Linked DNA regions of Mus musculus: region 1 is linked to region 2. Evidence: chromatin contacts called from ENCODE Hi-C or POLR2A ChIA-PET data. All regions are on one chromosome and are shown on one strand. The core of a region is the stretch at or near the end of the contact, and the rest is flanking DNA. Distances in the headings are between cores, read along the strand shown. Region 1 holds the start of Hdac4 (histone deacetylase 4). Region 2 overlaps Hdac4 (histone deacetylase 4).

Evidence for each region. Hi-C counts contacts between places; a loop is a spot of excess contacts on that map. ChIA-PET counts read pairs that join two places held with the same protein, here RNA polymerase II (POLR2A).
Region 1: a map of heart shows a loop between it and region 2 (2.8-fold over the local background). The contact joins the promoter of Hdac4 here to the enhancer-like site in region 2. A Hi-C loop is called at or near these places in 11 of 37 maps with a recorded cell type or tissue (T-helper 17 cell, adrenal gland, gastrocnemius and 3 more). POLR2A ChIA-PET finds 5 or more read pairs at or near these places in 3 of 5 experiments (Patski and embryonic stem cell).

The regions. Positions count from the first base shown.
Region 1 is chr1:92,176,061-92,182,246 of GRCm38, forward strand. Hdac4 (histone deacetylase 4) reads right to left here and starts at 4,281. Exons shown (of 27, transcript NM_207225.2): 1 at 4,198-4,281.
Region 2 is chr1:92,127,577-92,133,490 of GRCm38, forward strand. The region is part of intron 2 of Hdac4 (histone deacetylase 4); the gene reads right to left. Among named protein-coding and RNA genes, the nearest start is that of Hdac4, 50 kb to the right of the region's middle. Within about 2 kb of position 3,212, at least 2 of the 3 ENCODE cell types and tissues checked have a DNase peak (open chromatin) inside an H3K27ac peak, as active enhancers do; they include gastrocnemius and heart, where a contact is called at or near this core.

The sequences.
Region 1 (6,186 bases), core at 3,031-5,530, 50 kb after region 2:
ATTTTGTATGATAATATACATTGTTCTCTCTATAGAACAAATGTGTGTATACCTAATGCTTACATTGTGCTTCCTATGGGCCTAGGTTCCAGCCTAAGCATTTGTTACATATAACTTGTTAAACTCTAGGAAGCCATATCCTTATCACAGTTGTGGGTGTTGTTATCAATCTCACTAATACAAAGGGCACAGATGTAATCTCCCATACACTGGGTTATTAGCTACGCTCAGTCTTTTCTCTTAGCTGTGGAGATCTGCCTACCTGCATGCCTTAAAAACTGTAACAGGGAAGCTCATCCATTTATTGTTAGTTTGCAAAAGCTCTTTATATATACTGGCTATTAATCTCACAGAGGCCAAATAGGTTACACATTTTTTTTCTCTCTTGTCTCTGAATCTTGGTTATAGAGTCTTTCTCCAAAGATTTTCTTCTTACTATTAAATCTGCCAATATTTTCTCTTAAGGCACTGTCTTGGTTTTAGGATAAGAACACTTGAGTGCTGTAGTTCCTCAGTTAGTGGTTACATTCTTCCAATAAAAATTTCCCATGTAAGTAAGACTACCAGTAGCACTAAGCAGCTCTGAGAAATGGGCACAGACCATAGGCTGTCTGCTGCCAATCACCGCCTGCTTGCACAGCCTTGGAACTTCTCAAGACTCAAGCAAGCAAGAACAGGCTGTAACAACCACCAGCCAACTGGACTGCTCTGATTTCTGTGATACTCGGGATAGATAGAACCCAGAGCCTTTCAACATTACACAGAAGGCACAACGAAGACATTAAAGTCACTTTTCTGACTCAAATGAAACCCAGAGCGGTGACAGCTCAGAAGGGCAGACAACCTAACACCATACTGGGAAAGTATTCCAAATTATCTTCTCAAAGTAGCTGTGCTCTTCCAAACAACTCAATAACACTAACCTTCCACACAGGCTCATCCTGGGCCCAAAGCAGAGGTAAAGAAAGGCTCAGCCTTTGGGACTCAAGGCTGCCATTCCTCTCACATCCCTGCTATCAAGGGTGTGTAGCATCACCTATTTCTTGTAGCTGTGGGAGCAATAGAGGAGACGAAGATGGAAAGTGCTCAAAGAATGGCCCATGGCTCTTACTGGGTGCTCATTTAAACATCTGCTACTGACTTGTGTAATCTCCTGATCCAGGGAAGGAAGACACTCTCATCTACTCAGGACCTTACAGTGTTCTAACCGGGTCCAGTTACATGGAGGGTCTCAGTGGGGTCCATTTGTGTGGACCCCAGTCTGGCCTTTCAGGAAGTACGGAGGCATGTCTGAGAGGCAAGGGCAGCAGCAAAGCCAAGAGCAGCTGCAGATGCCAGACCACATTCCACCCTAAACAAAGCCCATCCTGCTCACTCACATGAGCCCAAGAGCAAACAACTGACCTCCTGACAGCTCAGAGCACTCTGCAGAAATGGACTAGGGTCTGTTCAAATGCAGCAGCACTTCTGATTCTGCCCCCCTCCGTCACCTGCACCTCAAAGGTCAGTGTCACACTTAAGGCCCAGAGTTGGCTGAGCAGCAGGACACTGGATGGTCACTGGAGACCAAGACAAAGCCACTCCAAAAATCTCTTTGGGGCCCCTACCCCAAGACTGGGTTACAACCAATGGGACATGAGCTCAACTCTGGATTCACCCTCTGAAGCCTGCATAGTCACCCCAGGGCCCAGAGACATCAAAAGCCCTGGTCCTGGGACTGAGCCCCCCCACGCCACCCCAATCTTCCCGTGCAGCAGGTGTCTCTCATTTCTGCATCTCCCTGGCTCCCTACATCAGGTATTAATGTATTACTTATGGCAGCTTCAGAGTTCTGAAAAACCAGCCGTTTTCAATAGAAAATGGCATGGACAAGGCTTGACAGGAGTGATGAAATTTTCTTCTGCTCTGGCAATTAGGACGGCACAAAGTCGCCTTTCCTTTGGTGCCACCCCCAACATCAAAGGATTGGAATTCAAAGCCGTTCATGCTGCATTGAAACCTCACAATGAGGCTGGAAAATGGAAGTCGATTACTGGGCAAAAATATGCAGTAGTTAAAAGGAAAGAGTTCTAACGAAATTAAGCTGCAGCAGCCCCACGACGTGTGGAAACTTCCAGCACCAGAGCTCTTCTGGTAAACATCAAGAGGGACATCCTCCTAACACAGGTTTGAAAGCAAAGTCAAGCTAGGAGCCAGGAGCCCCAGGAAGATAGAGTGCTATGTTCTCTTGCCCACCTCACCAGCAGCAGCCCCTAGCTTCTGAGAAGGTGCCATCTGGGGGCTTTATATGTTGCACAGCTCTCTGATGTTGCTAACCACAGACATTCTTGCTAGGGCTGCTTAGGTCACATCTGTCCTTGGTCTCTAGGCTATCCAGGCCCCGTCTGCAGTTCACAGTCATTCTTCTCCCCCACAGGGCTCCCAGATACCCTGTAAGCAGCCTGCAGACCCCTAAAGGGGGCAGTGTTACCTCTGCCTTCTAGCAAACCCAGCCTCTTCTGGGTGATTACTGCTCTTCAGGAAGGCATTTGATCTTTAAAAGAAAAGCCAGAACACAGAAAACCATAGAAGTCTTACAGTGTGTCGGGTGTGTGTTTTTAAAGCATGAAAATACTTCCCTCCCACACAAACGGGGAGTTCTTCTGGGGAAAGATGCCACAGATCCCGAGGAGTGGCAGATCTGGGAAAGCGGATGGGTCTTAAAAATAGACAATTGAACCTAGACTAGAGCTGCAAAGCTACCTGGGGGAAAAAAATGAGAATTTTTAACTAAATCTCACATATTTTTTGATATCCAAAACTCCATCCTGATGAAACTTCTAACTGGGTGGCATTTTGCATTTCCAATTATAATGGAGTAATTGTGTTGCCATAGTGACTGCAAAATTCTGCAATAACTTTTGCTGCCTTGTAACTGCTATAGTGTATATTTGTGTACAAGCAGCTGAGTTTTCTTAATTCAACCTCCTTGCCTCTCCACAAGCACTACACCTACCTACACCACCACCACCACCATCACCTTCTTTCTGGGTGGATTTTGAAACCACTACACTAGCTTTCATCAAGCCGGTCCTGAAATAATGCACGGAATTATCAGAAGCAATTAAAACTCCTGGCAACCTCGATCATATCACGGAGGAAAAACCGAAACCAGGTCAAGGTGCAAGCCGCCAGCATCCCCCTAGCCCCAAAGTGCGACAGGGCCATGGCTGTTTACACGTTAATACTCGCAGGCCTTAAATGCTTAGGTGGTTTGTGGGAACAGACAGAAAAGCCTGAGCAGAGAAAAGCAGGGAGGCAAAGTGACTACACAGGCCTTTCCTTCCTCCCCGGGCAGGCAGAGTGGCTCTCGGAAAGCAATTAGGTAGGTCTCTACAGTAATGCAATTAGGATTTAGTTAAGAAAGTCATTAGTTCTAAAATAACTTAAGTTTAATTTCTGCGACGCTTTATTTGAAAATCGTGTCACAGCAGGTCAATTTACAGCATGCAATAACCAAAACACTGCTATCAGCGGCTGCAAGTTATTAACAAATTCTCGGTGTGCATTAAAGGAGAACACGGGTTCCACACCCGGCCTTTCCGACCGACTCCCGCTGTGTGAGCTACAAGCTGTGCCTTCGGAACCCTCGCTCAGGGTGGACACCGGTCGTCTCCGGGGCTAGCGCAGCTCCTCGCCAGCCCAGCGACGGTCCGGGCCCGGCCGCGGCCCCCGCCCCGCCGCCCGCCGCCGCCGAGGGGCGTTTTCTGCAAACTCACAGGCTGACAAAGTTACATAAACGCCCCGGCCCCCGCCCCCGCGCGCCCACCTGCCCGCCCGCCGGCGCAGGCCGCTCTCCCGCCCGCCAGCCCGCGGCGCAGGGCCCCGAGGCCTCGGCGGGGCCGGGCGTCCACCTGCCGCCAGCAACCGGGCGGCGCGGACAATGACGGCCGGTGGCTTACCGCGGCGGCGGCGGGCCGCGTCTAGCCCTGCTCCGGCGCTCCGAGCCGCATCTCCTCAGCCTGCGCCGCCGCCGGCGGGCGGGCGGGCTCGGGCGGCGACGGCGACAGCAGCCGCGTTGAGCGGGCCGGGCGTGAGGCGGCGCGGCGGCGGCGGCGCGAGCAGGCGCGCGGGCTCGGGCTCGGGCGGCGGCGGGGATGGTGCTCCGCGGCAGCGGCCCCACAACCTCCCCTCCTCATTCACAAAAAATTGACCCACGTTGAACCATGATGCTGCTCCCCCTCGAGCGCAGAGCCGCGCGGGGATAGGCCGCGCCCTACGCCCGTCAGGCGCCCCAGCCCCGCCCCTCCCGTCGGCGGCCCACCAGCCATTGGCTACAACGGCTTTGCGTCACCTCCCCCCGTGGGCGCCGCCCCCTGCCTGGTTTCTAATGAAGAAAGCGTCAATTACGGCTCGGCCCCGCCTCCAAGAATTCAGCCGCCCTTCCATTGGTCCGAGAGTCCTAAGTCCGCCCCACAATAGCCCAACAGCCAGCCCCGCTTCGCGGGCGCTGCGAAGGGGCTCCGCCTTCGTCCGCCCTTCTCAAAAGTTCCAAACCCCATTGGCTCCCAGCATTGTCAATTCTAATGAGCGGGGCGTACCGAAGACTCTCCAGGCGCCCGCTCTGAGAGCTTTTGCTGTTTTAGAAAGAGCAGGGAGCTGGTGCGCGAACTGATTGAAGCCGTGGACAGACCTCCTTGGCAGCCCGCGGCGCTGCCCGGGTCAATACAGTGTGCCTGAGCGCCTGTCTCATGCTCTAAGGGGGCGCGGAAGAGCACAGACTAAGGCGAGGGCCCGGCCGGGCCTGGCGGCAACCTCCATCTTAGGCAAGGCACAGATCACGTGGGCTGCGTGCGGGGGACGCCGAGCCCAGAGGGAGTGCGCAGGCGCGGCGGGCCCCGCCCTGCCCCGGGGCAGGCGCGCCGCTTGGGGGTGCGGCTGTGACTGTGGGGCCTTGCGTGGCCGTGGGAACTGGGGGTTCTGGGACCGCTGCTGTTGCGGAGGTGTATTCTTGGTTCGCCGCCACGGCGTCCCGGTTTGTTGGGACCACCCCTTCTCTGAGGTTCTTCTAGACCTGGGCCAAGCGCCTATAATTGGCGTTCACGAATGTGGATGGGCGTGAAAGGCCATCCTTCTGGCTCCCTTGGGTCCATTTCCTTTCATCAGGAGAGTAGTGCAATTTCTCATCCTGTGTCCATGATATTTCCAGAATCCCACATCCAAAACGAAGACAAGAGCATCTGGTCCACCCTACATGGCCTGACCTAGGATGCTGACCTATTTACTAGGCCTTGCCTGATAGGAGTTGAGTAGAGATTTAATAGCATTTTTGTTCCATGACTGGGGGAAAATTGAAGGTAAAACAATTCGCAAGAAGCAATAGATTCTTTTCATTATCTCAAGGTAATACTGAGTTAGAAAGCTTCATTCACTGGGAGAAATTCATACTCTAGGATAGCTCAGCTGTGAAGCCAAGGGATGAATTGTGGAATAGAAAAGAGCAGAAGAAAATGACCGCACTTAGGAGTGCTAGTGCAGCTGCTTATAGAAAAGTACACTACCAAATTTACATACAAAATAATGCAGGATCTGCAGCCTGCTAACATTTAGATGAAACATGAAGTTCAGAAGTACTTGAAAGGATAAAGACATGCAATAATCACAGATTTGGTGAGTACTGAGTAAAGACAACCCTAAACAAAAGTGCCATGAGAAAGTGCTGGAATATAATCTTAGATGCAGTTACTCTGAAATGATATGGTTCGGTTCCAGGGTCGGGGGAGTATTGCTCTGTGCTGATTAGACCTCACAGAATTGTGATTGGTACATAGAAAAAGCTCTAGCAGCAAACAAAGAGTAGGGGAAGGGCACCCCAGTACCACCAGGGTTTCTATAGGGCTTTACAGAGTCCCATTCTCAGACAGAGGCTTGGTGTTAGAAACCAGGAGATCAGAAATAAAAACAGACCTCTAATACAAAAACACCCAAGAATTAGTAGAAGCCCACCAATTAAAAATTAAACACAAAACCTTAGGAAGAACAACAATATCAACCAGCCAGACCCCACCCCCCAGAGCTTCCAGGAAGTAAGCCACCAACCAAGGAGTACACATGGCTCCAGCTTCATTTGTAGCAGAGGACGGCCTTGTCATGCATCAATGGTCCTATGAAGGCTGGATAGATGCCCCAGTGTAGGAGAATCGAGGG
Region 2 (5,914 bases), core at 1,962-4,461:
CTGTGCTGATCTGGAAAGGGAGACAACTGTAGCTGATACAGTTTCCCAAGAAAAGTTTCCCTAGGACCTAACCACTCAGAAGACAGCTACATCATCCACAACAGCCACGAAGGCAGATCTCCACCTCACACACTGGCCAAAAAATTAATCTAAAGGTCTAAATACAGAAACTAAAACCATAAAACTCTTACCAGACAGCAGATCTTCATACCTTGGACCTGGCAACAGCTTCTTAGACATGACACCAAAGTCAATTAACAAACAGAAACAAGAACTGAACCTCCTCAAAAGTAGACACTAGAGAACTCAAAAGCAACACTGAGTGGGAGACGCCCGGGCAAGCGGTAGACCAAGCACACCGAGTACTTCTGCAATCCACAGTAAGAAAAAAAAACCCACTCAAGCGGCCAAACCCTAGATAGACATCTCCACAAAGAAGATGCATCAGTGTCTCCCCAGTGAGCACATGGGAGGTGCTTGCTCGGCAGCTCTACTTACTAGCAAATGCAAATGAAAACCATGGTGAAATGACATCTTTAACAAAAGCAAGGTACCAAAAATTAGGAGGTGTTTTAAAAAGTGGACTCACAGAACAATGCTGATAAAAAATTTATAAAAATATTTAAAATGTGAAAACTGTGGTTTCTCAACAATTTCATGTGGCATTCTCATGATCTTCCAGGTCTGCCCCCAAGAATTCGAAGTAGGGACTCAAACAGATACAAGTCCACCAATATTCACAGCACCTAAAACCTAAAATGACCCGAGTCTGCATCAGCAAAATGGGTAAACAAGGTGTAGCTCATACAGAGGGGACATGTATCAGCCTGGGGAAGGAGTGAGACGATTCCTAAAACACTGTGCTGCTCACATAGCCTGGCAGAGGACAAGCACTACAGTCGTACCTACCCGAGGTACCTAGGGCTGTCTGCTGCCACTGGGGCTGGGAAGGGGATGCACAGCTAGTACTGAAAGGCACGATTTCTGTTTGGAAAGGTCAGAGTTTGAAAATGATGCATAACCGTGCAGTCTAGTGTCATCACTCAGATACACTTAAAGATGGTCAGAGCAGGAATGTTTCGCTGCCTGTATTTGCCACAATAAATAATAGACACACAATGAGCCAAGAGACCCACATGCAAGTTGGAAAAGATCAGAATAACACCCAAGTATAAAGGAAAGAGTTAAGTGCTTCACAGCATAGACCAGCCTAGGCCCTGAACTCTATCCTCCTGCCTTTGCCTCTGAATTCAGGGATTACAGGAATGTGTTGCTACACCCAGGCAAAGGCTGTAACTGATATATAAAAGTGTTCAAGACACACTAAATGAAAGACCTCAGGAAGAATGGGGAACCCACCATAGGTGCCATGTGTTGTTAGGAAGAGTAAGGCTAACTGGGAAACTCAGGACCTTTACAAGCTAACAGCTACTGCCTCTGTGGCTTTAGAGGCCCACTTCCATGTTATCCTAAGACTCCATACAGCAAATGGAGTCAGTGGAGCAGTTCCCATGAATACCCTGTCCACAGAGAACATTCTGCTCTCATTCCTAAGAGAAGCACACAGACCCAAGACTTTCCCAGGCTCAAGGAACCACTGAGACCACATCACCTGCAATAGTACCCCCCACCACACACACACACACACACACACACACACATACACACACACACACTTCCAGGAAAAGCCTATGATGACTGATTAACTGCCTATACTAAACATGTTTCAAAACCAGAGACTGTAGAACCCCCAGAAGCCACAGGGACCTGGGGTCTCATAAGCTGAGCCCTGCTTGGCTCTGTTCTCTCAGCTGCACCTGAACATTTGTCCCAGCCATGGGGCCTCACCACACCTGCAGCAGAAGCTGTACATTCCCAGAAAGGCATAAGGCTTAGGGAACAAATGACATTAACAAGCGAGCTTGAGCCTAATAAGCATTCTTCCACTACCTGGGGTCAGGGGGAAAGCGGCCATGCCTAGCATATAGTTCAGATGTTATGGGAAGCGTTGAACTCTAGCTCCACCATGGCAGAGCCCTAGAACCCACCAAGGGACACTATGGCTAAAACAGGTCACTCTGTCTTTAGCATCACATATGTTAGTATTGCTTACACCCTAGATTTACTTTTCATTCATAAATCTTCCTTAAACTGTGGCAAGGATGTAGAGGTGGAAAATTAGAAGAAAATAATGAAAGACCCTGATAACATGTTCTGCACAGGCTACCTGGGCAAGACCTCACTCAACACTACACTTGTAACTCTGCCTCTGGAGCCTCTAAGGAACTCTGTCTCAAACACAGCATGGCCTGACACAACCATAAAATATGGCCAGGGCCCCCAATATCACCCCTTAGTATCTACAACAGCTGGATTACAGAGGCTACAGCCACACATGTTCCCTAAAGATACCCTAGGAAGCCCTAATGTTTGTGTCTCCCACTGACTGCAGGACAGCAGTTACAAGTCGTTTTCCAGGAGTCTGAAGAAGCTCTGGTGAAACTTCACCTGTTCTGGCCTCTTCTGATATTACACGCCAAGACGAAAAGTGTGTCTTAGACAGAGGGGAGGAAGGAGACAAGAGGAGAGACGGCCTCACCTATGGGTGAGAAGGCCTGATGGGGAGTTCACTGAATTCCTCAGACTTCAGAAAGTTCTGTCCAGACAGCAGGAAACATACTCACTCTCTAGACTCCCCTGATGCTAAAACCACAAGGTGAATCTCACACAGGGACCTTTATAAACTCAAACAGAATGCCAACGGAAGGCAGTAACTGTTCCCAAAGAGTAAAATACCCAGTGGATGTGTCTGGAATGTCAGGGGAGAAACAGCACACAGTCCCATAAATAAGTCACATCTGAGCCTAGCATCCTGGCCCACGAGCACGGCATGCAGGGCAGTTAGGCACTCTCTGAGAGGACTTTGAGCAGCAATAGTCCCTGCCTCTCTTTCTGCAGCTGCCTGTCCTGAGGCTTTGAGGGCAAGTAGGCTTGGCAGGATGTCAGGGGTGGTGGAGCTGGGCCTGGTGTTTATGTCTGATCCAGACGACTGAGGGTTCGTGACGATTTACTGACGCAAGAGCTCCCAAGCACTGCATGCCAGAAATTAATCAGGGGAGGAAGAATTCTTTTTAAGAAACCACTTGGCCTGGGCTACAGGCCTGAGGCTGAGTGTGTAAGCGGAGCCACTCCTCCTCTGGGAGCAGCACACCCAAGTCTTCCAAGCAGCTCCAGGCTGGTAAATCAGGCCCAGGCCCAGGCTGGGGAGGTCCTGCCACAATGCCTGGCTCTGCTGTGGCTGGCCACAGTATCCAGTGGCCTGCCCCAGAGCCAATCTTCTCCCAGAGGCCCCCTTCAGATGGCGTCTGCAAGGCCCCACCAGTGTGCACACTCCATGGTTGGGGTGTCTATAGAAATGACTAGATGCCTCTGATCTTGTAATCTATTGCTATTATCCCTTTCTCAAGAACTGGATTTTAAAGTTTGCAAATCAGGAGACAACCTAAAGATGAGAAAGTTGGAATGTGAGAGATGTAGCCTTTGCAGCAGCAGCAGCCTCCTCCCAGGATGGGATGTGTGCACAAGCGAGGCTTTTTCTGCTACCATCCTCTTTGTACACCCCAGGTGCCATGTGACATCAAATGCATGGTCAACTACATACAACCATGTGACATCAAACACATGGCTAGCCATGCAAAGCCACATCACATCACATGTATGCTTAACTATATACAGCCCTGTCATATCAAATACATGGCTAACTATGCATAGCTATGCCACTTCAAATGCATGGTTCAGTATACACAGCGAGTTATATCAAATGCATATCTAACTATTTACAACCAAGTCACATCAAATGCATGGTTAATGATACTCAGCATGTTACATCAAATGCATGGATTACTCCTTACAAAAGATAAATATGCTTCTAGCATTCTATCTCAAAAAAAAAAATTACTCTAGAGAAGCCATTTTGCACTCCATCTCAAGTGTGAGAGCGCCAAACCATCCATCTGCCAGCCTCTGGTTTATTGTAGCCTTTTGGTCCTTGATTACAATCAGTGTATGAGAATAGGGGAGATCCTAGGACCAAGAACTAAGGTCTTTAACACACCCTGGCCCCACAGGACAAAGGACTTGAGTCACACTTCCACTGCCCAACAAGTAGTCTGTGCCTGGCCCCCCACAACCTGATAGCCACCATACCACCTCCTTCCAAACTACCTCTCAAGGAAACTCCTGAAAGGACTCTTCACTCATGCTAAGAGGACTGGATGGGAAGTCGGGCAGGCAAGCATCACATCACTTACAAGGTACAGCAAAAATCACCTCGTAAAAGATCTGAATAAGAGTTATAAGAGTGGCTCACGGCTTCAGATACAACTCAGCCCACTCCATTTCATGGCATCCTATAAAGCATGGAACACAGAGAACAAAGCCGTCTGGACAGTGCAGAACAGGGGCCCTGAAGAGTAGTCAAACAGCATACCTGTGTCATTAGACTGAAAAACAGGATAACTGGCCCTGGTAACTAAGACCTGAACTTCCACTATGGTCTACAGCAACTGGAGTTATACCAAGCCACCCTCTGGTCAAGGATAAAATTTAAACTGTTACAGATATAAGTGTCTGCAGGCTTTGGAACACCAGGATTGTCAAGGCAGTCAGAGCTCTGAGATGCCAATGAGATGGTAGAGAGAAGGGAGGGAGAGGGGGAGAGCACTTGGAGCCATCAGCCTTTCAGGTAGCTGGCTAGCTTGCAAGCCACATGCAAATGATGAGAAGCTCAGCCCTCAAAGAACCTGAAATTGGACTTTACACCCTCGGAAGCAACAGAGGGAGAAAAGACATAACAAAGCAAAGATGGTTATTCTAACACCAAAGTGTAAGGCTCCCAATTTACACCGTTTAAAATACCTCAACACACAAAAAACCAAACCTGACAGACTAAAAGGAGGTGCCTCCAATCCACAGTCACAGCAGGGCTGACACTGGCCAGGCCACAGATCTGAGCACAGGATTATCAAACCTGACTAAACTGTTAGAGAACTGAACTTGGGAAACACTTGAAAGATAGGCCAAAACAAGAGCAAAAAACTAGGAAATACATAACTGTTTCCAAATAACCCATGGAGCAAATGAGATAGTAGCATAAGAAATTTGGTAATACTGTTCACTGAATTACAAAGCAAATGGTATTAAAAAAAAAAAAGCTTACAATCTGCTAAAGCCATGCAACATATGGAAATTCTGAGCCTTGACTACAAAGCAAGAAAATGTGAAAAACTTACTGATCTGAATAGTTATCTCAATCGGTAAACAAACAAACAGACAAACAAACAAAATACCCAGCAGTTGAACTCAAGAACTTGAGCTCAGATCTTTACAAATACTTACCTGAATAGTTATAAGTTCAATGAAAAAAAAGAAATAAGCAATATTGGGAAGGAAGAGGAGAGATACGCAACCTCTCAGTTAATACAAAAATAAGAATGTAGAAGAAACTCTGCAAGTGAAAATTCAGAAAGAATAGCCTGATGCCAGAAGACATAAAATGTCCTACACATAGGACATAGAGTCCTATCACGTTAGGGCACACTAAACTCAGAGATGCTCTCCTGGAAGTTTTCCCAACACTACAGAGATAATGCCTTCACCAACTCTTTAGACAGCTTGACAGGGTGGGCACGCTACAGCCCACAGGCCAATTACAATCTATGGCTTGATTTTTTTTCTGTTCCATTTGCAAAACAGAATAGATTCTTACATTGTCTCAAGTGTAGAAAGTCGTGAGGCGAGGTTACACAGGAAACATATGTGGTCCCAGAACAGTCTGACTCTACCAAAAATCTCTGCCAATACTGGAATTAAGAAAGAGCACAACTTCATCATACTTTAAGGGGCCAGCATAAGC